Regions from separate parts of the Homo sapiens genome. Here regions 1, 2 and 3 are each linked to region 4. The links are chromatin loops, found by intact Hi-C in ENCODE. Cell type or tissue: PC-3. All regions are shown on one strand. Each heading gives the region's core, and the rest is flanking DNA. Links, peaks and the distances in the headings are about the cores only.

Region 1 (7,862 bases), core at 2,136-6,135, 67 kb after region 4:
TGGGAGTTCTGTATTTTATCTGGCAATACTAAAGAACGGAAAAGGTTAAGAGCTATTTGTAGGCCAGCGTGAATTAATTCAGCTAGTTGGCTCTTTGCTTAGCTGATAATAGTGTTTGCTGGAATGAAGCTTCTAATGGGGACAAGGAGGTAGCATTTTTTTACTTTAGGATGCTGTCTGGAAGGATTCTAAGGCCACAGCAATAAATAGGGAAAAGAACGTGTTGATTAATTAACCATGTTTACGATCGGTCTGGGATGGCAAGTGAAGGCATGTAAGCCATACATGTACAGCGATAGGTCAGCATCCTAATGACATGTAATAAATTATATCACCGGGATATTTGAACTTGGAGTCATTTTATAGGAAGAAATGGACAAGCAGTGTTTATCAATGAAACTGTACAAGAAATGGAAAATTGGCTGAGTCTTGAAAAATAAGAAACTATTCACTACATAGAAACTATGCTTTTTCCTTCTTGGACTTGTTTCTTGCTCTTCCCCTGAAGCAGCTCTTCTTATGCCAGGCACTCAATAGGTGCTTGACACATAAGCACTGACTCAACACTTTGAATTAGAAGTCACAGAGGGAGACTAATGGAACAGATTTTGAGCACTACTCCCCTTTCTTCCATCAGGCATCTGATGAGTCATCTAAGGTCATGTGATAGCAAAACTGTTGGGCCTATAGAAAAAGTCTTTTAAGACATCCACGTCATTAAGTTTTCCTGCTCTTCCAGAGATCTGGAGTCAACGAGTCCTCACCCACACACCTCCATTCTCCTGCATTACTGAGAACCAAGGCTCCTTCCGGACTACAGGCATTGAACCAAAACGGAAGTGGAGAGCCACCCTTGAATGGGAATGCCCACCTTTGCGTACATTTCAGATGGCAGACGGAACCCATTCATCAAACTATGAAAATTCCCTCCACTCTCGAGGAAGAATGGCCATGAAGGGCTTGTAAATACATGTCTTCAGGTTTAAACAAATTGCATCATTATTTTTATTTTTTGAGAGGAGTCCATGTGAAGGGAACTAGAGGCATGCTTGGGTGTTTGTCCTGCAGACAATGCATGCCTGGGTCTTGTGCTGTTTCCGTATCTTCTGCCCAAGCGCTGGCCAGCCTCATGGCCTCTCAACAGGAGAAGGGTGCCAATTCCTAACATTCTATTTTCATACTGTTTGATGATAAAAATCGCCCCAGCAGGGCGAATGGCAGTGAACAAAAACAGGAAGCAGACCCCTGATTAGATAGGAACAGGGTGGCTTGTAGAGTAATAAACAAAATGACTAAGAAGATAAATGAGAGAACCATGGATGCTGCCATCTCCTTCCTGAACAGGCCAAGAATAAATGGAAAGAAGAAATCGGGAAAGAAGTCATGTCTTGGGCTCTAAGTGGGGGTGAAGGAGGCTTGCTCTGCAACATCACTTTGCAGGGGCCTTCCTTGAGTTGCCTCTTGAGTGAAGGCCATCAGGACAACTATCTGGTTTTCAGTGACTTCCTTTGAAAATCTTGCCTAAGTGATTTAGTACTCTGTTTTGATATTTGGAGATCCTTTGAAATCTGTGATCTTAGAGCTTTAGCCAAACCAAGGGTCCACTTTGTCATGTTGCTACTCTTGGACAGTGGTGCTCAGTTGGGGCAGGAGATGGTAATTTTGCCCTCTAGTGGGCATTTGACAATGTCTAGTGAGTTGCCACAACTGATGGATGGTGCTGTTGGCATCTAGTGGGTAGAGGCCAGAGATGCTGCTAAATATCCCGTAACGCCTAGGATAGCCCCTAGCAACAAAGAATTATCCAGCCCTAAGTGTCAATAGTAGCAAAGCTGAGAAACCCTGATGTAAGGCAAGTTAAGATATAAAAATAGGTATAAGTTTGGGTATGGACATAGGGTGGGTACGAATGTGGACATAGAAGTAAACATAGACATATATTGAACCCATTCTGCAATGAAATCTTACTTCTTTTTCTTAAAAAAAAAAAAAAAGACAACTTCACTTCTGATAAAAAATCTTCACAGGGATAAATCACCAGGAAAGTGAGACTTAGACATTCCCCTATAAAGACCCAGAAGCTCCAGGCCTGCTCTAAGCATGGGCCTCGTGATGAGAGCACATGTTCAAATTCTACCTATAACATTTACGTCCTGTGTGATCTTTGGCAAGTTTCTTATTCTCTCTGAGTCTTAGCTCCATACTTATGACGTTGACTTAATAACTTCTATTTCTTATAGCTCCAGGCCTGCTCTGACCAGGGCCTCACGATGAGAGCACATGTTCAAATTCCACCTATAACATTTACGTCCTGTGTGATCTTTGGCAACTTTCTTATTCTCTCTGAGTCTTAGCTCTATATTTATGATGTTGACTTAATAACTTCTATTTCTTATAGCTGTGATGATAATGAATAGGATTGCATGAATAATGGCCAATACATTGTCTGTACCCTAGTCAAATAGGAGACATTCAATGAATTGCATCTGCTATTGATCATATAATCATCAACATGCTTCGATTTTAATGTACATTCAGGTATTTCTCCTTAGTACTCGAAGGGCTCTTTGCAATTGGAAAACATGATTTAGGGTACCAGGATGCTGAGATGGGACTCTGTCTCAATTTCAGCTGATGCCTCAAGGAATTAAGAACCAATAGGTAAGTTCATCAAGTGGTTTCCTTGAAGTCTCATCATCAGGAGGGATTGTGACAAGCTGAGATGCAGCTAGAATGCACAGTCACTTTGGATAGAGGCCTGCATTTCCAGCGGTCAGGGAACTGCTAGAATGGGCTCTCCATGGCACAGATGTGGGCCAAGTGACCACGCGGGAGAGTCAGCCTGGAGCCTTCAGGTACTGTCTTGGGCAAAGTGTTGGAAATCCAGTTTCCACTTACAAGAGGCAATCAGCAGCTGCCTTCAGTTTGAGTCCTTGTTCCCTGCACAGCCCCCAGGTCTGGGCCACCCTTCACAGAACCACACTACTGGTGGGTTTGGGTGTGAGTGTGAGTGTGCACCTGTGTATGTAAGGAAGGGAGCTATAGAGAAAGCAAATCTTCCTGTGGCCTGGAAAGATCAGCTTTGTGCTGATTTCCTTCTTTTTTTTTTTTTTTTTTTTTTTTTTTTGAGACAGGTTCTAGCTCTGTCACCCAGGCTGGAGTGCAGTTTTGGAAGTGCCATCCAGGTAGCAGAAGCTTTAGCACCTTCCTTTGGAAGGTGGGAATATTTAGACTGGTTGCTTTCCAACCTTAGCCAAAATTCCATCAGAAAGTCCTGTTTAAATACATGTACACTACGATGAGCTAAGAATAGAATTCATATCATGATAAGAATACCATTTATTTTAATAGCTTAGAGTTTTAAATGACCCATCAAATGACAATATACAAATACGGGACAGACCTGACATCCAGCATGTGTGCCTCCCCGCCATTACTGCAGTGCAGGGTCAGATTGCTGCATAGACCTCATCATTGCAGGAGTCTCAGAAGATATTGTTCTCCTCAGTACTGTGTTTGCTGTAAGAAATGATGATAAACCTCTGTGGTATGTTCTACAGATGAATTCAGAGGTTTTAGAATGAAGAAAGAATTTACCTTGGACTAGTCTTAGTGCTGGACAGGGTCCTTGGCACAGAATTAGCCCTTGGTACACATTTATTGAATTAAATGAGCACCCAGGCTGTAGCCAGTTGAACGTGAGATGTGTGTCCTCCCTATTTAACAAAAAACGTGGGTCACACTAGCCAGTGTCTTACCCTAATCATGTGGAGTAAAACAGGGGTTAACTAGCTTCCAGAATTCCTGGATGAATCACTGCCCACAGCCCCCACTGTGTTCCTGGCCCCAGGCTGGTCCAGGGGAGGAAACCTGACCTATAGGAGATCATCTGCCTACTGGCCAGTCACGGATGTGTCATACAGGGCACTGTCCACTGAGACATGACTCAGACCATAAATTCTGTTCTCAGAATTTAGAATTGGGAAACCAAGCTGCCGGTTGGTGAGGGTCACCAGTAGCACCAGGTCAGGATGTGGGGAGTAATGAGACCATGGCCATTGCCACTATGAGGAATGACAGACTAGGTGAGAAAAGGAGGATACAGCAGACTCCACAAGGGAGAAAAAATGAGAAAGGCCACAGGGCCCCAGATAGGGGCAGAAATGGTGCCCTTTACTCCGTAATTCTCAATTCCAGCTTTCTCGAGGTGTCCTTCCTCTTCCTGCCTTTGGCCTCTGGGATTTATCCTATTATTAATAACCCTATTAATAATAATTATTATTATTAACATTATTCTGTCTTATTGAGGATAATCTTACAATGAAAATTCCTTTAGCTTGAACCTGTGTGAGTAGAAATATATTCCTCAAACCCCAAAGAGCCTTGACTAAAGTAGTGACCTATGTGAGCACCACGGGAAATGAAAATCACTCAACATTTAGTGAAGGAGGTTGTGATCATAAAAGCTGGCTGAGAGATCCACATGGGGCATCCTTAAGGTAAGTAAACTGGTGGATTAACCTGCTAAGTTGCATTTTCATAAAGAAAAAAGATTAGTCCATTTGATAAGATATGAGAGGCATGATAAAAAGGACTTCCGGGTATGCTGTTGAGGGATGGTGATATCTTTTTTTTTCTTTTTTTTTTTTTTTTTTGAGATGAAGTCTCACTCTGTCCCTAGGCTGGAGTGCAGTGGTATGATCTCGGCTCACAGCAACCTCCGCCTCCTGGGTTCAAGTGATTCTCCTGCCTCAGCCTCCCAAGTAGCTGGGACTACAGGCACGTGCCACCACGCCCGGCTAATTTTTGTATTTTTAGTAGAGACAGGGTTTCACCATGTTGGCCAGGATGGTCTCGATCTCTTGATGTCATGATCTGCCCACCTCGGCCTCCCAAAGTGCTGGGATTACAGGTGTCAGTTACTGTGCCCGGCCAAGGGATGATGATATCTTTAGACTGTGACACCCTTATGTTCTTCCCCAGGGGGAGCACAGTCCTGTGAGATGGTTAGGCTTCAGGTGCAAGGAATATTGATTCATTTCATTCCCCCAAAGAAATTCTGTAAAACTCACTGACTTCTCAGGGTCCACACAAGAGACCAAATAACTATTTCTGTCCTTCCATATAATGTAAATTCCTGAATGGCCACTACACAAAAGTCAAAAGGGAAAAGAATATTTGTTATAGAGGAAAATGATACCAACATGGAATGAGAAATAGTGCTAAAGATGGAAAGAAAGAGCCAGGGAGAGAGATAGCAGGACAGGGAGAGAGAGCAACTTTCTCTCAGAGTCTCTATAGTCCTGAAAACAGGTCCATCTTTCAACATCATAATTAGATGAGCCAATAAATTACTTTGTGTTTTTTTTTTTCTTTATTTGGGTTTCTGCCGCTTGCAACCACAATAGTCATGGCTAATAGAGTGCAGGTAATGTAAGAACCCAGTGACATATTGTAAACTATGTTCTTACTAAGATTACAATATGGGTCTCCAAATGACACCAATCCCTCTGCCACCAGCCCTGTCACATTCTGATTCACCGTAAAATAAGAAAGAGTGTAAGATAATTTTTTTTTTGAGACAGAGTCTTACTCTGTCACCCATGCTGGAGTCCAGTGGTTCAATCTCGGCTCACTGCAACCTCCACCTCCCAGGTTCAAGTGATTCTCCTGCCTCAGCCTCCCAAGTAGCTGGGATTACAGGCGCCCGCCACCACACCTGGCTAATTTTTGTATTTTTAGTAGAGACAGGGTTTCACCATGTTGGCAAGGCTGGTCTCAAACTCCTGACCTCAGGTGATCCATCCACCTCAGCCTGCCAAATTGCTGGGATTACAGGCATAAGCCATCATGCCTAGTGTAAGATACTTTTAATGGAACTTTCCTAAAGGGAGTTAAGTGGAAAAATGGACCCATGATCACAATAATTAGTAAAAGATGGAGTTAAAGAAAATTATTCTTACACTGAAAACTATAAAACATTGATGACAAAAATTAAAGTAGACACATAAAAATGGGAAGATACCCTATGTTCATAGATTGGAAGAATTAATATTGTTAAAATGTCCTTATTAACCAAAGCAATTAACAGACTCAATGCAACCTCTACCAAAATTCCAAAGACATTTTTTACAGAAATAGAAAAACAACCCTAAAATTCATATGGAACCACAAAAGACTCTGAATATAAACAAAGCAATTGTGAGAAGAAAAAAAAAAAGCTGAAAGCGTCACATTACTTGACTTTAAATATAATACAAAGCTATAGTAATCAAAACAGTATGGCACTGACATAAAAACAGACACATAGACCAATAGAACAGAACATAGAGCTCAGAAATAAACCCATGCATTTGCAGCAAATTTTCAACAAGGACACCAAGAATACGCAATGGAGAAAGAATAGTATCTTCAATAAATGGTGTTGGGAAACTGGATATCCATATGCAGAAGAAAGAAATTGGACTCTTAGCTCATACACAAAAATGAGCTCAAAATGGATTAAAGACTTAATGTAAAGCCTAAAACTGTAAAACTCCTAGAGAGAAAAACGTAGGGAAAGAGCTCCTTGATGTTTCCCTTCTCCTGGCAATTATTTTTTGGAATATGACACCAAAAGCACAGGCAACAAAACCAAAAATAGACAACTAAGCCTATATCAAACTAAAATGCTTCTGCACAGAAAAAAATCAATAAAATGAAAAGGCAACATAAAGAATGAGTGGAAGAAAATATTTGCAAACCATATATCTAGTAAGGGATTGATGAACAAAATATACAAGAAAGTCATATGACTCGATAGAAAAAAAAAACCCACAAATGGCATGTTTTTTTTTGTTTGTTTGTTTGTTTTTTTTGAGACGGAGTCTTGCTCTTTCACCCAGGCTGGACTGCAGTGGTGCTATCTCGGCTCACTGCAAGCTCCACCTCCCGGGTTCACGCCATTCTCCTGCCTCAGCCTCCCAAGTAGCTGAGACTACAGGAGCCCGCCACCGCGCCTGGCTAATTTTTTTTGTATTTTTAGTAGAGATGGGGTTTCACCATGTTAGCCAGGATGGTCTCGATCTCCTGACCTCGTGATCCACCCGCCTTAGACTCCCAAAGTGCTGGGATTACAGGCGTGAACCACCGCGCCCGGCCAACATGATTTTTTAAATGGGCAAAGGAGCTGATTAGATATTTGTTCAAAGAAGATATAAAAATGGCCAAGAGGTGTATGAAAAGATGTTCAACGTCACTAATCAGTCAAGGAAATGCAAATCAAAGCCACAATGAGATACCACCTCACACCTGATAGGATGGCTAGTGTAAGAAAGAAAGAGAGAGAGAAAGAGAGAGGAAGGAAGGGAGGGAGGGAGGGAGGGAGGGGATTTCTGCCATTTTGTTACTGTATTTCAGCAGCTATGCTCTCCTGACCACCCTGCAGGTCTCCAGTTGAGTTCAGCATCCCTGAAGCTATGCTTCCATAGTGCTCCAGTGCTCTGTGCATTTCCAAGGGTGGCAAAGATGAATAAATCTCTGCTATAATTCCAGAACCTTCTATGTGTTTCCAAAAGCAAAAGAAATGAATACATTTCTGGTGTTGGTGTTGTTTGAGGATGTGGCTAAGGACTTCACTTGGGAGGAGTGACCAGATCTGGATGATGCTTAGCAGACCCTGTACAGAGACATGATGCTGGAGACCTACAGCAGCTTGGTATCCTTGGGACACTGCATTACCAAACCTGAGATTATCTTCTGGAGCAAGGATCAGAGCCATGGACAAAAGGGCCCAAAACACAGCCTCCCAGCCATGTGAAGGTGCCTGCTACCACTTTGCCTTGTGCCATAAGTCAGAGTTCCCTGAGACCTCCCCAGAATCA
Region 2 (7,862 bases), core at 2,645-6,644, 230 kb after region 4:
TGGTGGTTACACAACACTATGTTTTGATAAACATTTTATCATCGGGTAGGATTTGATAAGCATTTTATCAAAATTTATTGAACTCTACACTCAAAATTGGTGTGTTTTATTTTATGTAAGTTATATTTCTCCATAAAGTGGAATTAAAAAAATAATAAAACAGATGGTGGGGAAGAATGGGTGCAGGGTGAGGACAGAGAGGAGAGTTAGGCCTCAGGATCATCCGGGTGGAGGACGAGGGGAGGTCGGTCCAGGGAAACAACAGGGAATGGTAATTACTGTTGTTGTTTTTCTGCCTTGTCCTCCCCTTGAGCCAGGAACAGGCTCTCATTTGTAGCTGCACTGACCATTTCCCCCACCCCACAGCCTGCCTTCTTCTCTACTGAGTCATCTCTCAAGGTTATCGTAGGGAACAAAGGCTTTGACTTACGCTGGACATCTCCAAGGGCTGACGCACATGCTCAGGAAACCATGTCACCGACCAAGGTGACGCGGAGAAATCCTGTGATGCCACCCCCAGGCTCCCAAGCCCTCTGTCCTCTCACCCAGCCGCCGTCTCTCCTTTCCAAACTGTCTCCTAGAGCCTAGGTCCAGAGCAGTGAGGATAGCTGATAAAATCTGAGAGCGAGACACCTTCTTAGCGACTGTGTTTGTTTCCCATGGTTGCCAAAAGGAAGTATAGCAAATTCGCAAATCGGGTGACTTAAAACAAGAGAAATGTGTTCTCTTGTGATTCTGGAGTTCAGAAGTCAGAAATCAAGGTGTTCACTGGGTTGGTTTCTTTTTTGAGGCTCTGAGGGAGAATCTGTTCCTTGCTCCCCTCTTGGGTTCTGGTGATTAGTGGCAATCCTTGGAATTCTTCAGCTTTGTAGATGAGAACGACTCCAATCTCTGCCTCTGTCTTCACATGGTGTTCTCTCTGTGTACCTCTGCGTCCATTTCTCTTTTCTTATAAGAATGCTGGTGCCGCACGCTGTGGCTCACGCCTGTAATTCCAGCACTTTGGGAGGCTGAGGTGGGCAGATCACTTGAGGTCAAGAGTTGGATACCAGCCTGGCCAACATGGCGAAACCTGGTCTCTAATACAAACACAAAAATTAGCCAGGTGTGGGCCGGGTGTGGTGGCTCATGCCTGTAATCCCAGCACTTTGGGAGGCCGAGGTGGGCAGATCACGAGGTCAGGGGTTTGAGACCAGCCTGACCAACATGGTGAAACCCCGTCTCTACTAAAAATACAAAAATTAGCTGGGCAGGGTGACAGGCACCTGTAATCCCAGCTACTCAGGAGGCTGAGGCAGGAGAATTGCTTGAACCCGGGAGGCGGAGGTTGCAGTGAGCCGAGATCATACCACTGCACTCCAGCCTGGGTGACAGAGCGAGATTCCGTCTCAAAAAAAAAAAAAAAAAAAAATTAGCCTGGTGTGGTGGCACGCACCTGTAATTCCAGCTATTCGGGAGGCAGAGGCAGGAGAATCACTTGAACCTGGGAGGCAGAGGTTGCAGCGGGCCGAGATCGTGCCACTGCACTCCAGTCTGGGTAACAGAATGAGACTCCAGCTCAAAAAAAAAAAAAAAAAAAAAAAAACAGAAAGAAAGAATGCCATTCATTAGATTAGGAGCCACCCTAATCCAATATGACCTCCTATTGAGCACCTACAGTGTACCACGAACCATGCTGAGATTTGTTCACACATCATCTCATTTAAACCTCACAATGTCTTCAAATAAATGAGAAAACTGAGGTTCAGAGACCTAAGTAACGGGTGCCCCCAAATCCATTCAATCCCCTGAACATCTCCCAATGGTCTGCCTTGATTACGTCTGCAAAGACCGTATTTCCAAATACACATTCACACGTATACAGATTAGGACTTGAACTTTATTGTCTTTTCTAAGGGACAGGGTCTTACTCTGTTGCCCAGGCTGGAGTGCAGTGGCGCTATCAAAGCTCACTGCAGCCTCTACCTCCTCAGCTCAAGTGATCCTCCTGCCTCAGCATCCAGAATAGCTGGGACAACAGGTGCATGCCACCCTGCTTGGCTAATGAAAAAAAAAAAAATTTGTAGAGGCAGGGTCTCACTATGTTGCCCAGGCTGATCTTGAACTCCTGGCATCATGCACTCCTCCCACCTGGGCTGGGCCTCCCAAAGCACTGGGATTACAGGTGTGAGCCACCATGCCTGGCCTTGAACATTTTTTTTTTCTTTTTGAGACAAAATCTCACTCTGTCTCCCAGCCTAGACTGAGGTGGTGCTATCTCAGCTCACTGCAACCTCCATCTCCCAGGTTCAAGAGGTTCTCCTGCCTCAGCCTCCCAAGTAGCTGGGACTACAGGCACCCCTCACCTCGCCCAGCTAATTTTTGTATTTTTAGTAGAGACAGGATTTTATCACGTTGGCCAGGCTAGTCTCAAACTCCTGACTTCAAGTGATCCGCCCACCTCGGCCTCCCAAAGTGCTGGGATTACAGGCATGAGCCACTGCGCCCGGTCTGAACGTATTTTTTTGAGAGATACAACTGAACACAGTACAGAGACCTTATTTTCCTCTGACCAAAAGGAAGCCCCCAGGGGTCCAGCTGGCTGGAGAATAGGAAGGGAGGAAAGAACACTGACCTCAAAATCACAAAGGTGCAGAGTTCAAATCTTGGTTCTGCCACTAATTTGCTGCTTGGTGCTGGTCATTTCACTGCCCCTCTCTGGACCTCAGTTTTACCATTTGTTAAATAAATCTTTTATGGCTGGGTGCAGTGGCTCACGCCTATAATCCCAGCACTTTGGGAGGCCAAGGAGGGTGGATCACCAGAGGTCAGGAGTTCGAGACCAGCCTGGCCAACATGGTGAAACCCCGTCTCTACTAAAAATACAAAAATTAGCTGGGCATGGTGGCACATGTCTATAATCCCAGCTACTCGGGAGGCTGAGGCAGAAGAATCACTTGAACCCAGGAGGCGGAAGTTGCAGTGAGCCGAGATCGTACCACTGCACTCCAGCCTGGGAGACAGAGCGAGACTCCATCTCGAAAAAATAAATTTTAAAAAATGATAAAATAAAATAAATAAATCTTTTATCCCCTGGATGGAATTGCTGCACCTAAAATTAACAATGAAGAAGAAGGAGAAGGAGGAGGAGGAGGAGAAGAAGGAGAAGGAGAAGGAGGAGAAGGCAAGCACGGTAGCTCATGCCTGTAATCCCAGCACTTTCAGAGGCTGACGCAAGGGGGTTTGCTTGAGGCCAAGACTTCAAGTCCAGACTGGGCAACATAGTGAGACTCCATCTCTATTAAAAAAAAAAAAAAAGAAAAAAAGGAAAATGAAATTACTGAACTTTTAAGACGTAATGGATGTGGTTAGCATTTATTGAGCACCTACAGTGTACCAGGAACCATGCTGAGACTTTACACACATCATCTCATTTAAACCTCACAATAACTTCAAACAAATGAGGAAACTGAGGCTCAGAGACCTAAGTAATGGGTGCCCCCACATCCATTCAATCCCCTGAACATCTCTCAGTGATCTGCCTTTCTGTGCTCCATGGCATAGTATAAGTGTCATCATTTCTTGCTTGGATTCTAAAAAGGGCTTCCTTAGTTTTTCCCCTACCCAAATCTATCTCTTAAGCCAGAACGACTTTTTGCTAATAAAACTCTCTTTCATAAAGTTCTTCAGTGGCTCCCCATGACCCTCAAAATTAAGCTGGAATTCACAAGAAGGCTCTTCAGGCCCTACATGATCTAAGCCCAGCCAGACTCCATCCTCATCTCACCCTGCTCCCTTCTCCAGGTTAATACTTAATTCATCCTTCAAAATTTAGCTTAGATAGCCAGGTGCGGTGGCTCATGCTTGTAATCCCAGCACTTTGGGAGGCCGAGATGGGAGGATCACTTGAGGCCAGGAGTTCGAGACTAGCCTGGCCAACATGGTAAAACCCCATGTCTACTAAAAATACAAAAATTAGCCAGACGTGGTGGCGGGTGTCTGTAATCCCAGCTACTTGGGAGGCTGAGGCAAGAGAATCCCTTGAACTCAGATAGTGGAGGTTGCAGTAATCCGAGATTGCACCACTGCACTCCAGCCTGAGTGACAGAGTGAGACTGTCTCAAAAAAAAAAAAAAAGAAAAAAATCAGCTTAGATACCACTTCCACCAGGAAGTCTTCCTTGCCTGCCCCTCAGGTGTAAGTCGGGTCCACCTACTCAGTACTCCAAGAACACTCTGTTATCATAGCACTCAGCACAGTGTGGTTTTGTTGCCTGTTAAGTTGTCTCTCTCCCCCAGATGGCAGTGGGTATGCACAGAGCTTCACACATTGTGTCTCGTATTTACCAAATGCCCTGAGCCATTTATCACAAGTACATGGAGAAAGCTAGGACTGAAAGCCATTGCTCACTGACTCCAGGGACTGTGTTCTGTCTACTGTTCCACACGGGTGTTGCTGGAAACACAAGAATCTGTCTAGACTAGCAGGCCCCAGAGGGGCTAGGCCCAAGTGTACAAGGGCTTGGAATGGCAAACACATGCTTCCACTTTCCAAACCCACATCCATGGCAGACATTACTAATGGACCACCACATTTCTTCTCATTGATCCCAGGCTTAACACAGGGCCCCAGCCAGTCTCCATCAGTTGACTCAAACTTACAAGTAAGGAGCCAGGCAGGGTGGTACATGCTTATAATCCCAACTAGCTACTTGGGAGGCTGAGGCAGGATGATCACTTGAGCCCAGGAGTTTGAGACCAGCCTGGGCAACAGAGTGAGACCCCGTCACTACAAAATTAAAAATTTTTTAAATTAGCCAGGCAAATTGTTGTTGTTTTTAAATTATAGACAGGGCCTCAGCTTGCACCTGACATGAAATCTGTTTACCATTGTTATCTATTGCCCAATGACCCTGTTTTGTGGACCAGAAAAAATGAAGCTCTGTCTTTCCCAATATCACGTGCAAGTTCATGTGAAAGCAGAGACAGGCCCTCTCCACTCCCAGTTTGGTGTAATTTCACCGCCCCTCCTGGCATCTGGAGACAAGCTTCTTACGCTGTGTGGTCAGCCTACCCTCAGGACATCTAGAGAAAGAAGCTTTCTTGTGAAACTGGGCCAGTAGACTCATAGAAGACTCTAAGGACAAGAACACCTTCTAGAATGACGCAGGGGACTTCCTTAAGTTTCCTGGAGGCAAGCCAGGCATGGAGGCTCATGCCTGTAATCCCCAAACTTTGAGAGGCTGAGGTGAGAGGATCATCTGAGGTTAGGAGGTTGAGACCAGCCTTGGCAACATAGCAAGACCCCATCCTACAAAAAATAAAAAATTAGTCAAAAGTGGTGGGTGACCCTGTAGTTCCAGCTACTCAAGAGGCTGGGATGGGAAGGTCACTTGAGCCCGGGAGGTGGAGAGACCCTGAATCTAAAAATAAATGAATAAATCAATAAATACAATTTTAAAATTAAAATTGGCTAGGTATGGTGTCTCACTCCTATAATCCCAGCACTTTGGGAGGCCAAGGCGGGAGGGTACCTGAGGTCAGGAGTTCAAGACCAGCCTGGCCAATATGGTAAAACCCTGTCTCTACTAAAAATACAAAAATTAGCTGGGTGTGGTGGCCCATGCCTGTGATCCCAGCTACTCAGGAGGCTGAGGCAAGAGAATCGCTTGAACCCAGGAGGCGGAGGCTACAATGAGCCGAAATCATGCCACTGCACTCCAGCCTGGGCAACAGAGTGAGACCCTGTCTCAAAAAAAAAAAATCCTTTAAACTAAGAAACCAACATTGGTTCATTACTCTGAACTAAACTCTAGATCTTCTTCAGATTTCATCCATTTTTCTGGCCCAGGATCCCATCCGGAGTACTATGTTGCCTTGAGCACATTCTCTTTTTGATAAATACAGTTCCTGGATTACTCCCTTTCTCCTGCCATGTAATTCCTTCTCTCACTCAGAAATGAATTTGTCTGTTGTTTTGCTTTGGTCTGGCTCATCCCCTCTCCCCCATTTTACAAATTATAGTTTAGGGAAAAGTTTCACCTGATTCTATCTAATATTGTCAGCAGCCCTTGTCCACCACATTCATTTTTCCTCTTTCTGTTTTAAAATCTAGTTCACATCATCAAAATGGCCACTAGCACTTCCTGAAAAACTTGGCAACACATTTTACTGTATTTCAAAAAAAAAAAAAAGTTCTGCTTTTTTTTCCCCCGTCCCCCCACCCCAAACTTCGTTTGTTCTTTTATGACTAAGGATATTTATCTCCTGCTTGCTTTAGAAGTTTATGAGCTGCTTTTGCTTTGAATTCCAGGCCAAGGTCAGTCCTCCTTTTGTCATGATGTCACGGCCTGTTGCCGTGGTTACCCCTGTGACATCATCAGACCAATCTGGGGGCCTGCTGGGGCAGGGGGGAGAGGGGCTTTGAAACCGCTCCTTTCATCTGTCTTTGGTGAGGGCGGTGTTGCTGCTTTTTGTAAAAGTTTTTGAGAATGGCGAGACACTAAAGGGAAGAGTTAATAAGATTTACTACCCCCCAAAATGCCGCAGACCCCTAAAAGTCAGGCCACAATCAAAGGCTGCAGGCTTCTGAAGGGAAAAAGGCTAAAGGAATAAACGCATTTCCAAAAACCAGAACTCTGTATCTGTAAAAAGACCACCAGTATGCCACAAGGAGAAACACGCACGCCTGCACGCACACAGGCACACACACACACAATTGGCCCTCTCAACCAAATTGCCTCTAGATGGAATGTATTTCACGAGGTGTCCCTTGGTCTTTAATCTAATCTAATCTGTCTCTCCCTCAGCATAAAAGCAAAAGTAAAGAATCACAAACCAGGAATGCTTGGTTTGAAAGGCTTTTTAATAAAAGGAGAAAAGAAAAAGAACAAAAGCCGAGTGAACACTCAACAGACAGTTTTCATGTCACTAAAACAGCATCTTGAAAAATGTTAATCTTTTTTTTTTTCTTTTCCTTAGGGTCAGGGGAAGGGAAAAAAATGTGTTTTTATGGTGAACATGTGTCAAGAGGACTCCATCCCATAAACTCGGTGCCCACAATAAGTATATTTGTGTAGTAATTAATGTGAGATCAGAGACACAAGTTTTGCCAAAAGGCCATTGTCAGTATGGGGTACATTATTTAGGTCAAGAATCCAGTTTTCCAAATGTGGTATACATTGTGCTCGCTGTAATTAAGCGTTTTGTCATCTAACGACAAAGCGAGCAAGAGTGACTCCCAGACGGATTATACCTAAAACACAGTTTCCAAATGTTTCTTCTTGGCAAATCTTTTAAGGAAATTCTATGCAGAAGGAATGTCAAGACATCTGTAATTAGATCTGGGAGAAAAGGGTGGAAGGAAGATTACTGGGCTATTTTTTTTATTTTGTCTCTCAAAGAGACCCCCTGTAATTCCACGTCCTGGCTGTCAAGAGCCTTATCCATCACGGGTTCCTGGGTCATCTGTCTTTGCATTCACTTTCTTGCCGAGGTCTCCAGTAACACCCTTGCAATGCCAATTCTCCTCCAAGAAGTTTACTGCAAGCCGCTGTGAAGACAGAACGGACAGCGTCCAAAGTGCCTTGGGCCAGGCCCGTTCTTCGAACTCGGTAGATTTTGTTTCTGAAGGTTTCTGCTTTGTCATGCGCCTGGAGGTCTTATTAAGAAAGTAGAGGCCAGGCGCGGTGGCTCACGCCTGTAATCCCAGAACTTTGGGAGGCTGAGACGGGGGGATCATGATGTCAGGAAATCTAGACCATCCTGGCCAACATGGTGAAACCTCGTCTCTACTAAAAATACACAAATTAGCTGGGCGTGGTGGTGCGTGCCTGTAACCCCAGCTACTCGGGAGGCTGAGGCAGGAGAATCAATTGAACCAGG
Region 3 (7,862 bases), core at 2,335-6,334, 310 kb before region 4:
AGGAGATTGGGTGGACCAATGCTGGGAATAGAATCCTGAGATTAAAGATATTGTTATTAAAAATATCTCTAATGTCCTTTGAAGTGAGGAGGCTCATTGCCTTTTCCCATTTCAAGAACCTCAGCAATTTTGAGGCACCAGAATTTTCCCTTTAAATCTAACTTCTGTCTTTCTTACTTTATTGTCAGTCCATTTTTAAGCCAAATCACTGAGTTATGACTCACATTGAAACGCTGTGCATCTTTAATGCACACAACTTGATGAGTTTGGAGATAAGTGTACACCTGTGAAGCTATCACCACAATCAACACCATAATCATTTCAATCACCTCCAAAAGTTTCCTTCTGCCCTCTTTGTTTGATATGGTTATTATTACTGTGATAAGAAGACAATGTAAGATCTATCCTTCTAGCATATTTTTAGTATACAATAGAATATTCTTAACTATAGCTACTATGTTGTCCTCTGGATATCTAGGACTTATTTATCTGGCATAATCAAAACTTTGTATCATTTGACCAACATCTCTCCGTTTCACCCTCCCTGTAGGCTTGGCAATCACCACTCTGCTCTCTGCTTCTGTGAGTTTGACTATTTTAGATTCTTCATAGAAGTGGGTTCATGTAGTACTTGTCCTTCTGTGCCTGGCTTATTTCACTTACCATAATATCCTCCAAGTTCATCCACATTGTTTCAAATGGCAGGATTTTCTTGCTTTTTAAGGCTGAATAACAATTCATTATATGTATATACCAATTTTCTTTATCTGTTTATCTGTCAGTGGACATTTAGATTGCTCTCATGTCTTAGCTATTGTGAATAATGCAATTCCGATTTCAATTCCTTTGGATATACACCCAGAAGTGGGATTTCTGGATTATATAATGATCTATTTTTATTTATTTATTTATTTATTTATTTATTTATTTTGAGACAGTCTCGCTCTGTCACCCAGGCTGGAGTGCAGTGGCACCATCCCAGCTCACTGTAACCTCTACCTCCTGGATTCAAGTGATTCTCCTGCCTCAGCCTCCCAAATAGCTGGGATTACAGGCATGTGTCACCACACCCAGCTAATTTTTTAATTTTTATTAGAGACAGAGTCTCATCATGTTGCCTGGGCTGGACTCAAACTCCTGGCCTCAAGAGATCCACCTGTCTTGACCTCCCAAACTGCTGGAATTACAGGTGTGAGCCACTATGCCCAGCCATGATGACCTATTTTTAACTTTTTGAGCAACCTCTGTACTGTTTTGCATAGTGGTTGCACCAATTTACATTCTGACCAAAATTATACAAGAGTTCTCTTTCTTCCACATCCCCACCAAAACTTGTTATCTTTTTAAGACAATAGCCATCCTGACAGGTGTGAGGTGAGATCTCATTGTGGTTTTGATGTGCATTTCTCTGATGATGTTGAGCATCTTTTCATAGCTATTGGTCATTGGTTTGTTTTCTTTGGGAAAATGTCTATTCAAGTCTTTTACTCCTTGAAAAATCTGGTTCTTCTTCACTTCCTTCCTTCCTTTCTTCTTTTCTTCCTCCCTTCTTCCCTTCTTTTCTTCTTTATTTCTTTGCTTCCTCTCTTCTTTTCTTTTCCTTTTCTTTTCTTTCCTTCCTTCCTTTCTTTCTTTCTGTCTCTCTTTCTTTCTTTCTCTCTCTCTTTCTCTTTCTTTTTTCTCTCTCTCTTCCTTCCTTCCTTTCTTTCTTTCTTTCTTTCTTTCTTTCTTTCTTTCTTTCTTTCTTTCTTTCTTTCTTTCATTCTTTCCCTCCCTCCCTCCCTCCCTCCCTCCCTCCCTTCCTTCCTCTCCTCTCCTTTCTCCCTTTCTCTCCCTCTCTCCTAGTAAATTGTAGGAGTTTCTTATATCGTTTGGATATCAACCCTTAATGATATATACAGCTATGGTTTGCAAACATTTTCTCCCGTTCTGTTAGTTGTATTATCATTTTGAAGTTTTTTTGTTCTGTGAAGAAGGTTTTTAGTTAGATATAGTCCAATTTGTCTGTTTTTGCTTTTGTTGCTTGTGCTTTTGGTGCCATATCCAAGGAATCATTGCCAATGTCAATATCAAGGACACTTTTTCCCATTTTTTCCTAGGAGCTTTATAGCCTCAGATCTTAATTTAAATATTTAATTCATTTTAAGTTTGTTTTTGTGTATGGTGTAAGATAAGGGTCCACTTTCATTCTTTTGCACATGGATATCCAGTTTTACCAACACCATTTATTGGACAGAATACTCTTTCTCTAAGTGTGTTCTTGGGACCCTTGTCAAATATCAATTGACTATATAATCACAAGTTTATTCCTGGGCTTTCTGTTTGTTCCATTGGTCTACATGTCTGTCTTTATGCCAGTACTGTATTGTTTTAATGCCTGTAGCTTTGAAACATATTTTCAAATTAGGAAGGGGTGATGCTTCCAGCTTTGTTCTTCTTGTTCAATAGTGCTTTGGTTTCTGGGTAACTTGTGGTTCCATAAGAATTTTAGAATTTGTTTTCTATTTCTGCAAAAAAAAAATGCCATTGGGATTTTGATAGGATGGTATTGAAACTATAGATAGCTTTGGGTAGTATAGACATTTTAAAAATATTAATATTAATTGTATCAGTCCATTTCATTTAGTTGTTATCCAATAATCTGAAGACTTACTGAGGATAAGAATTGTGTCAGAGTATTTCCCTTTTATCTTTCTTGATTAATGGGCTGGTGCATAGTAAATATTAACCAAATGAATGAATGCAGAGATGAAGATTAAGGGCCTTGAGGAGGGTGGTGGAGCTGGAATTTGGACCCAGCTCTATGTAAGTTTAGAATCTCTGCCCTCCCTAAGAATTAATTTTTGCAGGCACCTGAATTCACTCATATGTCATTGAGAAGAGGCTATGGACTCAAAAGACTGGAGTCCTTTTCTAACAGCTTTGAAATCATAAAATGAAAAGAATGAAGATTTCTTTTAATATATTGACAAATTTTGGCACACCATAGAAGGGGTTTTCCTATGTTATTGGAGATACTTCTAGGTCATGCATTGTCATAGCAGAACTACAAATACTTAATTATTTTTCTACCTTACCTAAAATGTGTTTACCACTCTAGCAGGTTGCTCTCCTAATGACTGCTATGAAACAGAGCCATGGGTTCTTTGTACGTCCCAGCCTACTAGAGTCAGGTGGAGCCATGTGTCCAATTCTGTCTATTGGGCTGAGAGAAGAGGGAATACATGTCATTCCCATGCCAAAGCACACAAATCAGATGTGGGTTCTCCATGAGCTCTCTTCCCCTTCTGTGGTGACCATGGCGGACTAATATTGCAGATGATGCAGCTAAGACTAAGTAGTCAACGGATCCTGCCATCATCCTGGATCCTTGAATGGCTATGTGGAGCAGAGCCCCCTTACATTACCTGCTGGGCATACAACATGAATAAGAAATCAACCTTTATGATATTGAATCACTAAAATTCCAGGGAAATTGTCTGCAAAATAGTCTAGGCTCTTTTGAATAATTTAACTCCCAACAGAACAAGCCAAGTTTGTTCTCTCATGGGGATCTTTGTTAAAATTGATGGTCTTTCTGAATTATTTTCTTTTTCTAGCAATTCAAATTGTACCCAGCTCCCACCACCCATTTAACCTGTGACACCGTCATTGGCAGCCATAGTCAACAATGATTTCTTCCTGTAGTTCATTCATTTCACAAATATTTCTTGAGTATTTATTATGTGCCAAGTAGATTAAATAAAAATTAATGAGCCTAAGTACTAAGGTAGAGAAAGTACATGTTTCCTGGCCTTAATACCTCTCTAGGACCTTTTTAGTCTCCGATTACCTTATTTTTTCACAATGTGTTTATATGATCTTCTGCTCTAGTTTTATGAGTGTTTGGCTGGCCAGGGAGGATCCTGATGTTCTTAAATAACCTTTCTTTTATGCCCTTTTCTTCTCTCTTTTCTCTTCTCTGTGAATTTTTGCTGCCTTAGGCTGTCAAATAAACACATTGCTAGGAGGATCACCTCAACCTGTAGGAACTTCCTTCCTGCCAAGAAGCTGGTTCATTCATCACCAAGCATCATCATCATGGAATGTAAGTGCACGCTTTGCTCTGGGCTCTCACTCCCACTGGGACTTTGACCTGGACTCAGTCAGCTGCTTGATTTTCAGAAAGGAGGCTGACCCTGTGGGGTAGACAAAAGCTTGTTTTGATAGTCATCACCACGTGGAAGCTGTGTGTATGTGCCAATTTACACAGCATCAAGGTTTTAGGTTTGCTACATGGAGTTTGGCTCCATCAGGTAAAGCACTGCAGGTTTAGGGAAGCTTAGTTTTTCCTGGCTTTGATGCTCTCCTCTAGACGGAAGGGACTTGTAACAGCTGAGTTGAGAGGTAACCCGTGATACCCGGCGCCCAGATTGGGGAAATGCCCTGCTTAATGTAGCACAGTGAGTGGGGATGGGAGCTGGAACTAGAAGCCAGGACTCATGGGTCCTAATGCAATGTGCATCCTTTCATATCATACTCTCTGGCTACACTTTTCAGGACAAATATTATAATTATTTCAGCCTCCCTTATGAGGCAAAATTATCTAAATAAAAATAATAACTAATAACAATAATTTCTACCATATAGTTAACACTCAGTCTATACCAGGCTTGAACAGGGTAGACCATATACTAAGAGGGTAGTAGGCCCTCAACAGGTAATAATTGGATGGGTGAATGAAAGACAGCATAGCAAAGTGCTTAAGAGGAGGGGTGGGGTTCAAATCCTGGCTCATACAGTTACAAGCTGCAAGACTTTAGCAAGTGAACACAACCTCTCTCTGCCTCATTTTCTGCAATGTTCACATTGGCATAATAATATTGATAACCATTGAAAGGATTGAATGAGGTGGTGCAAGCAAACACTTACTGGCATGCAGTGGGTGCTTGATAACGGGAAACCAATTACTACCCTTATCATCATCATCGTCATCGTCATCATCTTCACTCTTGCTTAGAGGGAGGAACAGAGAAGGTTAAAGTTAGAGGCAGGAAGCCTACTTAAGATGCTATTGTAATTATCCACTCAGTATCTCCCATTACTGAGCCCTTTCCACCTGCCAGACACCGTGCTAAGTGCTTGATGTGCAATATCCCTGGTAACATCATTCTGAGTTTTATGTGTACATTAGACAAAACAAACAGCAAGCAGGATTCAAAATATTTGTCCCCACTCCATAAACAAACCTGCCTGTGTCATCACCATGAGCCTCGTCTCAACATCCTAACTTTGTAAGGCATTTTCCAAAATCAGAGAAGACTCTGCACAATAGAAATTTGGATGCTGGGCCACTGAGAGTTTCACAACTTGTGTCCCCAAAGTATAGTGCCAGCCACCATTCTTCTATGGGGATTCTAGTTTCATGAACTTTATCACAGGGGTTGCTGGAGAAAAAGTCATAGATGTGATAGATGCCTTGAAGCCAGAAACAGCTGTGCCCAGTAGCATCAAACATGAATAGGACTCTGAGTCAGTCTCATATTCTTTTCTCATAGGGACCAGAGTTTCTCTTTCACCAAAGAAAAATGCTTAGGGAAGGAAGCGTTACCCTGCCATATGTCAGCCTTGACAGATAAGCCAGTGCTACAATGGATTTACCAATCCCATGACATTGTATAAAAACTTTCTCAGACCTAGCCACAATTTTGGTATTCTTTCTGAGGACTTTGGAGAGGCAGACCGATCCTTTCATTGGTCATCTGAAAAAAAAAAAAAAAAAAAAAAAAAAAAGAGTCACTACCAAGTCGGTGGGGCTGAGCTGGGGTCTGTGGAGAAATTTCATGTATAAGTTTGGTAAAGCTTCCAGGTCTTCTGGATCCAAGGCAGATCTTGACAATTCAGAACAGTCCTGTGAATTGCTCTGAGGCCATCTCCATGTAGTTCTCCCATGCAATTAGTTACATCTCCTCCTGAAGCTTTCATGGGATGAGCAATTTGATGAATAAAAACAAACAAACAAACAAAAACTTGAGACTTGAGTGCAAAGTATTATTTGGAAATCTTACCTCCTAATGAACTTATTTCAAAGGCAGCTTACCGAGTTTGGTTGAAGGTATGAAGGTAAGAAGTACCTCTACAAATTTATGTAGGGTGGAGGTGGCATGTCCGATTGCCCACATGACACAGTGCTTGTGCAATGCAAAGAACGTTCAAGAATCATCTGCTGTAGGAATGACAGAGAAGCTTCTTCTCAAAGTCTATCTTTTATCAGTGGGTAGTGGCTCCCTGAAACTCTCAGCTGAGATAAATCCTGAGACCTCATCTGGGTTCAACAGGAAAAATAAATAAAATGAGTGACTAGTGATGTCTGTTGTGGATGCGACAATAGAGAGTTATGACCTGTGAGCCAAATATATACTCTCCTACCTACTGTCCAATTTTCTCATTTTCTAGATGGGCAATCTGAGTTTCACGTAAAAGTTACTTGCCCGAAGTTACATAATGTACTACAAGTTAACTCCACATTAAGTTAACACCAATGCGTCTTTTCTACCACATTATAAAATTTAGCTCCAATCACCCATGAGAGGAAAGCAGGCTGATTAAAGAAAAAAATTGTGTATGGCCTCACAATATAAGTTTAGTTTGCTGGTTTCCACCAACATCTGACATATTGGTGACTTATGCATTGTGGTTTATTTTAAAGCTGCCCCCATTTTTTTTTCTTTGCAAAGAACCTGAATTATTTTAACGGGCCACTTTGTGCCAGTCATTTACAAGCCATGGGAACTTCTTGAATTTACACAGTCAGATTAAAGTTATTGTGAAACAGGGTGATGCAGCTTTCACAGGGGATATCCAAGCGACAGGGGTTGTTGACTTGTTATTTGTTGAGTGATGGGCCCTAAACTTCCCCCAGTGATATGTTACACCACCCTGATCCTTTTTCTCCCATTTCCATGGTGTCCTCTTCCAGACTGGCTGGCGCAGCTGAAAAATAAACACTGGGTGTCCCCCGCATATGGTGTGAGGAGTGGGAAGAGAGGAATCATATTTATTTTAGATGCACCCTGGAGATCTTGACACTAATGCATTTCTATCTCTCCTCTCAATTCCATGAGTGGACGCTTAATATGATCTCTGGCTATTGCAAGGGAGGAGGCCAGTGTGACAGCAAATCTGGGATCCAACCCAGACAAACAGTGGGAAAGCAAATATCCTGACAGACCAGTATGGAAAATTCTCCTTTCTTTAGAAGACAGATCTGTCCCCCTTATTTAATCCCCGGCACAGCTGCTCTACTCAGGGCATAGAGACATCAAATGAAAATGGATTCTGATTTGGGAATCATAGGGGCAAATCTAATTTCAGATTATTCCTTTTTCCACAGTCTCACCCTGCTGGAGGTTCGAGCCAAGACATAGAAAGAGGACATTACCTGGGGCAGGAATCAATTGCCTATCACTGGGGATGCCTGCAGATCATTGTCCAGAGTGGCTGCTGTTCACTGAGTGTTTCCTCTGTGCCGGGCACCTTGCACACCTTATTTTCAGTCTCCGCAGCTGCCTTGTTGAGGTTGGCTCTCTATGCTTCTGTTTCACAGTTGGGGAAACTGAGGTTCAGAGATGTGAATGAATTTTCTCAAAGTAACGTTAAGTATTGGTAAGATTTCATTTATCCATTCACTATTAAATATTATTAAGTAATTACAGTGCTTTAAGAACTCCATGTAAATGGTGGATTTGAGGCAAAACTTAGAAGCTGAATTACATAAGGAGTTAACATTGCAAAAAGCTTAGAAATTTATGTTCCAGGTGGAGCGAACAGAGGTTGTGTCTTTTCGGTTACAAGTAATAAAATCCAGAGGCTATCTCAAGGGA
Region 4 (7,862 bases), core at 1,572-5,571:
CAGGAGGAGAGTGGAGGATAGCCAGGCTCCAGAGAAAACTCATATGGTTTATGACGGGCCTTAAATGCCATGCTAAAGTGGCCAGACTTGACCACACAGGCACTGGGGAGCCCCACCAGATATTTAAGTGGGGTGAAGACAAGATGGGTTTTGTATTTTAGAAAGATCATGAGGCAGGTGTGTGCAAGATGGACAGAGGATAGAAAAGAGTGCTGGAGAAACTGAAGATGGGAATCAATCGGAGATTGCTCAAATATCGCAGCCGAATGGATGAGGGTCTTCTGGTCACCACTTCTTCTGGGGTGTCTGATTTCCCTGACAAACTCTTTATCCCACTGCCTCAGGGATGCCACGTTTTACCCTCTGCAAGCATCTTTCTCTGTATGGGACGATACAGAGAGGGCAATGCCTATCTGAAAAAGAGCAATCAAATGGTGGACTTTCAGGCTGACCAGACTATAAAGAGATATTCCAAAGGTCTTTTCACACTTCCAGAGCGCACCACTTATTCTAACTTGACTATTGCCAGGCTGATGTCTTTATATTTCATTTTATTTCCATAAAGCCTTCACCTGGATACAACAGACTTTGGGCTGAGATTGGGGCCTGCCTCTAATCCTGCTGAACAGGCCCATGGCTGTTTTTCCCCCAACATCCTAGAGCAGAGAAGAAAGGGTCTGGCAATGGCTACTCTCTCCCAGCCTGAAATAAAAGACAATTTGGCTGGTGTTTGGAGCTCTCAATTTCTCCAGCCACCCTCTCCAGCAATGCCCCAGTCTCCATTAATACTATTACTTCAGATGACATTTCCTCTGACTGTCGTCGTCTCTTTTTTTTCCTCCTCCTTAATTCCCTAATTTGTCCTAATATGCCCATTGCCTGTGTATCAAGTCATCCGTGAAGCCGCCCCATTTCCAGGTTTCTTCCTCCCCATCAGCCGAGTCTCTGTCTCCCACAGAAATTAGAGGGAGGCGGCTGCAAGCCCGCAAGGGCAGGAAATAGAATTAGGGGACGTATTAATTGGGACATCAAGTCGGATTTCATTCCAGGCACTTCCTTCCGTTAACCACTTTGAAGCTTCCCCTCTGTGGCTCTGTTTCTCATTAGAGGGAGCTCTTAATGGTGAGTGGTGTTTACGCATGGTGCAAACATGTCATGCCCTAGCCTTCGGACTGGCAGACCCAGCTGATTGGTGAGGGCAAGGGGAGGAAAAGGCCAGCCAATGGGGTCAGGGTGGCAAAGGTGGAGGTGGTGCTTGAGAAAGGACATCGGGGAGAAAAGAAACCACAGAGGTGTGTGTTTTAGGCGGATGAGAGGGATTCCACGAGGGTCCCATTATGTTAAACTTCCCCTTCCCTGCAGTTTCCAGGCTCTGCAAATGTATTCATAAAACAAGCTCCTTTCTTCTTCTTCTTGTTATAATTGTGCTTTTCCCAGCCAGTCATGAGGTTTCTGGCTGCTGGGTTTCACAGATGCCTTGGCCAACACCTTGCAAACTGGCTGAAGTGCCCTGTCTGACACGGAGAAAGGTGCCAGGACACCTTGTCCCTCCTAACTCTCAGTTTTGTCAGCATTTCCATTTAGGGACACCCACTGCCCTCCTTGGCTCTCTACCTGACCCACCCGCCCCATCCACCCCACGTCTTTGAGGTCCTGTCTTGCAAAGGCTTGCACCTTTGTGGGATCCCCACTCAGAGGCGTCTGTGCCAACACTAATTCACGGCTGTGAGAAGAACCCATTTGCGGAAGAGTATTGGTTTTTCCACCAAGGCAGCCAAAACCACCAGCCTCCCTTGCTGGGGAAGAGAAGAGAGAGGAAGAGAAGAAGCATTTGTTTCCCATGATCTGTAGTGGTAGCCCCACAAAACAAACACTTCCGGGAGACTCTAATCAGGTTTTACTGAAGCTCAACTGTGGGTGTGTTTTGTCCTAATCCCCGAGACAAGGAACCCCAGAAAGGAAACTCCTGTTGCTCTGAGGTGGAGGTCAGGCCCTTCTGCCGCCCCTTCAGCTCTGACAGCCAATGCAAACACCACAGCCCTGCCCTGGACACCCTTCAGTCCTCTTGAGCAACCAGAAGCCAAGAAAAAGCAACAGAAGTCCATGCGAAAAGTGGAGAAGAAAAACCTCAGCCTTGAGTGGCAACCAAATCAAATAGCAGCGCCTCATCAGCCAGTTCACAGACTTGAGGGCAAAGGGGTTTCATTTTTTCTTTCTCCTCCCCCCTTCGGCTTTCTTCTCCTCCTTCTTCTTTTTTTATACTTAAAAAGAAAAAAAAATACTCATTACAACCTAGGACCTTAAGAAGTAGGAAGGGAACTGGAAGTATTAGCAAGGCTGCTTGAGAGTTCCAGTCTTTGCCTTTGAATGGACAAAGACCATGAAGGCTACAATGTCTCATCTCTGGGCACATATGTTAAGAGTGTTTGGGGGGTCAGGTGCAGTGGTTCACGCCTATAATACCAGCACTTTGGGAGGCTGAGATGGAACACTTGAGACCGGGAGTTAAGAGACCAGCCCGGCCAACATGGTAAACCCCGTCTCTGCTAAAACTACAACAATTAGCTGGGTGTGGTGGCACATGCCTGTAAACTCACCTACTTGGGTGGTTGAGGCAGGAGAATCACTTGAACCTGGGAGGCAGAGGTTGCAGTGAGCTGAGAACGTGCCACTGCACTCCAGCCTGGGCAACAGAGTGAGACCCTGACTCAAAAAAAAAAGAGTGTTTGTAATGACATAAATCAATGTATGCTAACTTCAGGGAAAATGTTGAAGAAATTATAAAGATTTGGGGTTATATCTGGGAACTAGAAGAATCTCAGGTATCTAGACATTTCTCTATCTCCCTTTCTCTCCCTCTCCCCCCACCCTTTTTTTTTTTTTTTTTTTTTTTTGAGACGGAATCTCACTCTGTCACCTAGTCTGGAGTGCAGTGGCGCGATCTTGGCTCACTGCAACCTCCGCCTCCCAGGTTTAAGCGGGCATGCACCACCACACCTCACTAATTTTTGTATTTTTAGTAGAGACCAGGTTTTACCATGTTTACCAGGCTGGTCTTGAACTCCTGATCTGAGGTGATTCACCCACCTCAGCCTCCCAAAGTGCTGGGATTACAGACATTAGCAACAGGGTGCGGCCCATTTCTCTTTCCTGATTCAATCTTTCTCTCTCTCTCTCTCTTTCTCTCTCCCTCTCTCCCTCCCTCCCTCCCTCTCTCTTTCTCTCTCCCTCTTTTCTATTATTTTATTCTTCTTCCTCATGGCAGATTATCTTTTCCTTCTTCCTTATCTCATTGGCAAGCGAAAGATGGCTTCCTGTAGTAGTCACATGAGCATATTACTGTCCCTGCAACACAGAATCTTCATCTAAGCTTCAGTTCTGTCTTCTTGGGGAAGATATTTTTTATTTGTCCCCTGGGGCTAGATGCCATTTCTGGTCAAACAATTGTGGCCGGAAGAAATGAGTCACCTTGGACAAAGGCAGGTGCAGAGAAACCTCCCCTGCGAATTGTGGGAAGAAAAGCAAGGGCACCATTATCTGCTGACAGACACCCTGCAATTCTCTAGCACATTCCAGTCGCAGTGACTTCATGTTTCTTTCATCCTGGGAACTACTTTCATTCATTTATTTTATCTGTTAACTTCTTTATTCATCAAATATTTGTTGAATATCTGTCACCCTTTGGTCTTATTTATCTTTTTCCATTTACATAATGACTATTCATTTAATAAATATGCCTATCATGTGCCTGAGGTTATTATAATATACAAGATATGCTAGTAAGTAACCAGTTATATGTAACTTTCTTCTAGCAAAGCAATTCTAATCATTGCATCAAAAAAGAAATTTACTTTTATGAGCAGTTCTCAAACTACAAAGCAACTTTTGTACGCTCTCAATCCAAAATGACTTGGCCAGGGAAGAAGAAACACTTTTTCTGTTTAATCTGCCTCCTTACAAAACCCAACTGGAAGATTTCTGTGCTGTAAACTGACAGGGTCAGCAGGGTGGTGAGGGGAAGAGTCCGTCCTACTCTGGAGTTGAAGAATGTTAGATCAAGTCTATTCATCAGGCTAATGACAAAACCATTAGCCAACAAGAAGACAGACACATCTCTGCCAGACACATGAGACTTGCAGCAACTAATAAGCAGAATCCCCACGGAAATGAATTAGGGGTCAAAGTAGAATCATTTCATAGCCTGTTCTTGTGGGAGCGAAAAATGGGTGTGATGTGCTTGTCTCCTGGTTTTTTTAAATATTTCAAGGAACTGACCTGTAAAATGCCACTGGAATGACATATCTAGCAGATGTTCCTCAAACATGAATTATCTAGAACCCTGATGTATTTCTACCCTGACAGACCTGCCAATGCAGAAAGACAGATTGACACTTTTTTCTTCTGCAAACAAGAGGAGTGAAAAGACAGATCTTCCAGAATATTATGACTACCCTGGGGTCCCCAGGCGGCAATTCATCCAGCAAATGTTTGTGGGGCACCTACTGCATGCCAGGCACCTTTCGAGGCACATGCTGCTAGAACCAAGGAACTACAGAATTAGGACTTGGCCATTTATGTTTGGTTGCAGAGTCCATAAGTCCTCCCTACAATAAAACATCCAGAGGAAACTGACAGAGGAGCAAAATTCATCCCAAAACTGTGCACATTAAAGGGGGAAAAGAATTCCACAGAACGATGAGATTTTCAGCTGAGCTGTAGGAAAACAGACTTCCTCTCTTCCTCTCTAAAGAGCCTATTTTTTTTCCATAAACCTAAAGCCATGGCAAAGGGACAGCAAGACTCAGCCAGGATGGCAGCAGACTCATTGGTTGCTGCCCCTTTGAGGAACTTTTCTACTTTAACTCTTCCCTGCCTCTGCCGTTCAGCATCAAAATGTTATTCTCTTTTTCAGGACTCCCTAGACAAACAAGAGAGGCGTTGTGAGCTCCCCCAACTCTGGAGACCTTGAAGTAGGAGGAAACAAGCACCAGCAGGGCAAGGAAAAGGAAGAATAATAGCAGTCACTGTGGCTACCTGCATATCCATTGAAAACCCTAGTCATGGTTGTGATTTTTTGCTTAATATCCAACTTTACTCAGTGCAAGGTCGAAGACAGCAGAAACTATATTTGGCTCGTTCACTGGATGTGTTCTCAGAGCTCAGCCCAGCCACTGCCACACAGTAGATGGTCCATAACTGTTGGTGCAATAAATGGATCTATCTACATTTGCCTGATTTAATTCTCCCAGCAAGATTGGATATTAATGTCCTCACTTTCCTAGTGACAAAACAAATTGACTGCTCTCATCTGGTAGGTATTAATATCCTCATCTTATAGGGCAGGAGAGCAAGGCTCAGAGAAGTGAAATAACTTGCAGGGGACAGATGACTAAAAAGGAAAATGCAAGAGTTTGTTTATGAGCACTGCTCTATTTTTAGTGCCTAGGACAGTGCCTGCCACATAGAAAGAGCTTGCCAAATAATGTTGAATACATTGAATAAATATAAGTACAGAGCTGGGACTCTAGCCATGGGTTGTTCCACTACCCCACACAGCCTTTTCTTGGGTGGCATTTCTCTGCTAATACCCCCTTCTACTTGTCCTCTGCCACGACCTACACAGAATACAAAGGTCTTTACACTCACTGAAGCAGATGAATCAGCTAAATATTCAAACTTTGGAAACAGATAGACATGAATTCAAGTCTCTACCATTGGGTGACTTGGGCACGCTCACATAACTTCTCAGAATCTGAATCTCGACATGTGATGCTTCCAAGAGGGAGCCTAACTATGACTGGCCAACTAGCCCAACTAGCCCAACTAAAGCCTGCAGCTCTAGGTACTCCTTATGTTCCAATAAAAAGAGAGGTTTGTGGTGCTAGCAGGCTGGGATTGGTGACCCTCTCTATCAAAGGAAAGCAGAAATTCTGATTTACAACATGAGCTGGAGGAGTCTGAATGGAACTAAGGGGATTCCTTGGGTGTCTTCCAGCCCCATGCAGCTACATACAGTGGTCAAAGTGAATGGAAAATTATGGCAAGTCCTTCCATTTAAGGACATCAAGGATTTAGTTCTCTCAGAAATAAAGGCTTGGATCACCTCATGGGGTAAATAAACTCAAACAGAAAATATGGAATGGGATGTGAAAGGGTAGCAAATCCTATCCATGGCCTTTGAGTTTTTATGAAAATTTATTGTATCTTGTTTGTTTGTGTCAGATATACATTGATATGTTCTAAATACTTTTGATTATCTTTCTTCTCCTTTTCACAGACTATGGTATATGGGAATAGTTAAATTTGCCGTTTCATAGGTTGCAAGATACTGAAATAGGGCACAAAATAATAGAAGAAAATAAACTTGACCCAGGAAGCTTGTGCTTGTGGCTAAGTGCATTCACTAACAAGATATGGATTTTTTTTTACCCCTACAGGGAGGAGGCAGATCTGTCTCTGCTTGTATAGGGAGATGCATATATTTGAGTAGTGTAAATACTTGGGTTGGGGGGAGACAAGTTGGGCTCTTGATAGGATAAACAATATTAGTCATATCTCATGTTTTTTTCTCCTTTGCACGTACTATGGACTGAAGTTCTGTGAATGTTTGTGTCCCTGCACCAAATTCATATATTGAAATCTTAACCTCCAATGTGATGGTATAGGGAGGTGGAGACTTTGGGATGTAATTAGGTCATGAGGGTGCACCCCAGAGAGCTCTCTTGCCCTCTTTCCACTATATAAGCACTCAGCAAGAAGGCAGCCAAGCCAGGAAGACAGCCCTCACCAGAACCCAACTATGCTGGCCCCCTGATGTCAGACCTCCAGCCTCTAAATGATGAAAAACAAATTCCTGTTGTTTATAAGCCACCAAGTCTGTGGTATTTTGTTATAGAAGCTCAGAGGAAAGAAGCTTGGATCCACTACTCCTTCCTAGAAGTAGCACCTGAGATGCAAATTCTTGTGTAAGTTGTTTACTGAGGATATGTTTTCAACTTGTAAGGTCGTGAGGAAAGCAAGATAGAGAAGGGGAGAAGCAGAAAAGATGTGTTTTCCAGTGCAGTGCAGCCTCAGCCTGGTCCTGAGAGGAGCTCTAGAGTGTAAATTGCATCATAGGGTCAGTACCTTTTTGAGATAAGGGAGAAGTACCGACGGAAAAATCGACTGCATTGCATGCTGGGGGTGGGAGATGGGGAAATATCTAACTCTCAGGGACCTGTGGGTGAGGGAGTGCACATCACACAGGAGTAGTGCTCTGGAGAAGACGGTAGGTTGGAGTTCTTAACAACAGCACCTGCACAGCCAATTAAAAGAACCTCCAGGGATCTGGGAGGACACTGTTTTAATTACCTATTGCTGTGTAACAACTCACTCCAAAACTCAGACACTTAAAGTAAGAATAAACATTTATTGTGTCTTGCAGTTTTTGTGGGTCAAGAATTTAGGAGCAGCTCAGCTGGGTGATTCTGGCTGAGTCTTTCATGAGGTTGCAGTCTTGATGTTGTCTCGGGTTGCACTCTCATCTGAAAGCAGGAATGGGGCTGGAGCATCTGCTTCCAAGTTGAGTCACTCCCAGCTCACACAGCTAGCAAATTCATGCTGGCTTTTGGCAGGAGGCCTCACTTTCTCCCAGCGTGGGCCTTTCCACATGCTGCTTAAGTATCCTTATGACTTGACAGCTGCCTCTCCCACAGTAGGCAATCCAAGAGACCAAGGAAGAAGCACAATGCCTTTTATGACCCAACTCTGAAGCTATGCACTGTTTCCTCTAGCATAATCTATTGCTCATACAGACCAGCTGTGATTCAATGTATATGTGTGTATGTGTGTGTGTGTGTGTGTGTGTGTCGGGGGCGGGGGGG

What was found. Peaks named below come from ENCODE experiments on the same cell type or tissue, not always from the same donor. Only the 100,000 strongest peaks of a DNase experiment are listed, where the experiment ranks them.
Region 1: a loop joins it to region 4, with 11 times the contacts of the local background. A loop is called at or near these places in 1 of 110 quality-filtered maps.
Region 2: a loop joins it to region 4, with 4 times the contacts of the local background. A loop is called at or near these places in 1 of 110 quality-filtered maps.
Region 3: a loop joins it to region 4, with 4 times the contacts of the local background. A loop is called at or near these places in 1 of 110 quality-filtered maps.

What each region holds. Positions count from the first base shown.
Region 1 is chr12:114,929,656-114,937,517 of GRCh38, reverse strand. It overlaps LOC124903079 (a long non-coding RNA gene), which reads left to right and starts at 3,936. Exons shown (of 2, transcript XR_007063586.1): 1 at 3,936-4,499; 2 at 7,427-7,862. In PC-3, for the core only: no CTCF peak of the experiment used is centred there; a DNase peak (open chromatin) is centred at 3,857; H3K4me3 peaks cover 512 bases; H3K27ac peaks cover 2,372 bases.
Region 2 is chr12:114,766,952-114,774,813 of GRCh38, reverse strand. It overlaps TBX3-AS1 (TBX3 antisense RNA 1), which reads right to left. Exons shown (of 2, transcript NR_187552.1): 2 at 6,826-7,530. Among named protein-coding and RNA genes, the nearest start is that of TBX3, 87 kb to the right of the region's middle. In PC-3, for the core only: a CTCF peak has its summit at 4,283 (motif pointing right); no DNase peak of the experiment used is centred there; H3K27ac peaks cover 503 bases.
Region 3 is chr12:115,310,409-115,318,270 of GRCh38, reverse strand. LOC124903082 (a long non-coding RNA gene) reads left to right here. Exons shown (of 11, transcript XR_007063592.1): 8 at 3,984-4,087; 9 at 7,373-7,557. Among named protein-coding and RNA genes, the nearest start is that of LINC02463, 570 kb to the left of the region's middle. In PC-3, for the core only: no CTCF peak of the experiment used is centred there; a DNase peak (open chromatin) is centred at 4,100; H3K27ac peaks cover 1,501 bases.
Region 4 is chr12:114,995,855-115,003,716 of GRCh38, reverse strand. No RefSeq gene overlaps it. Among named protein-coding and RNA genes, the nearest start is that of TBX3, 320 kb to the right of the region's middle. In PC-3, for the core only: no CTCF peak of the experiment used is centred there; a DNase peak (open chromatin) is centred at 3,466; H3K27ac peaks cover 2,739 bases.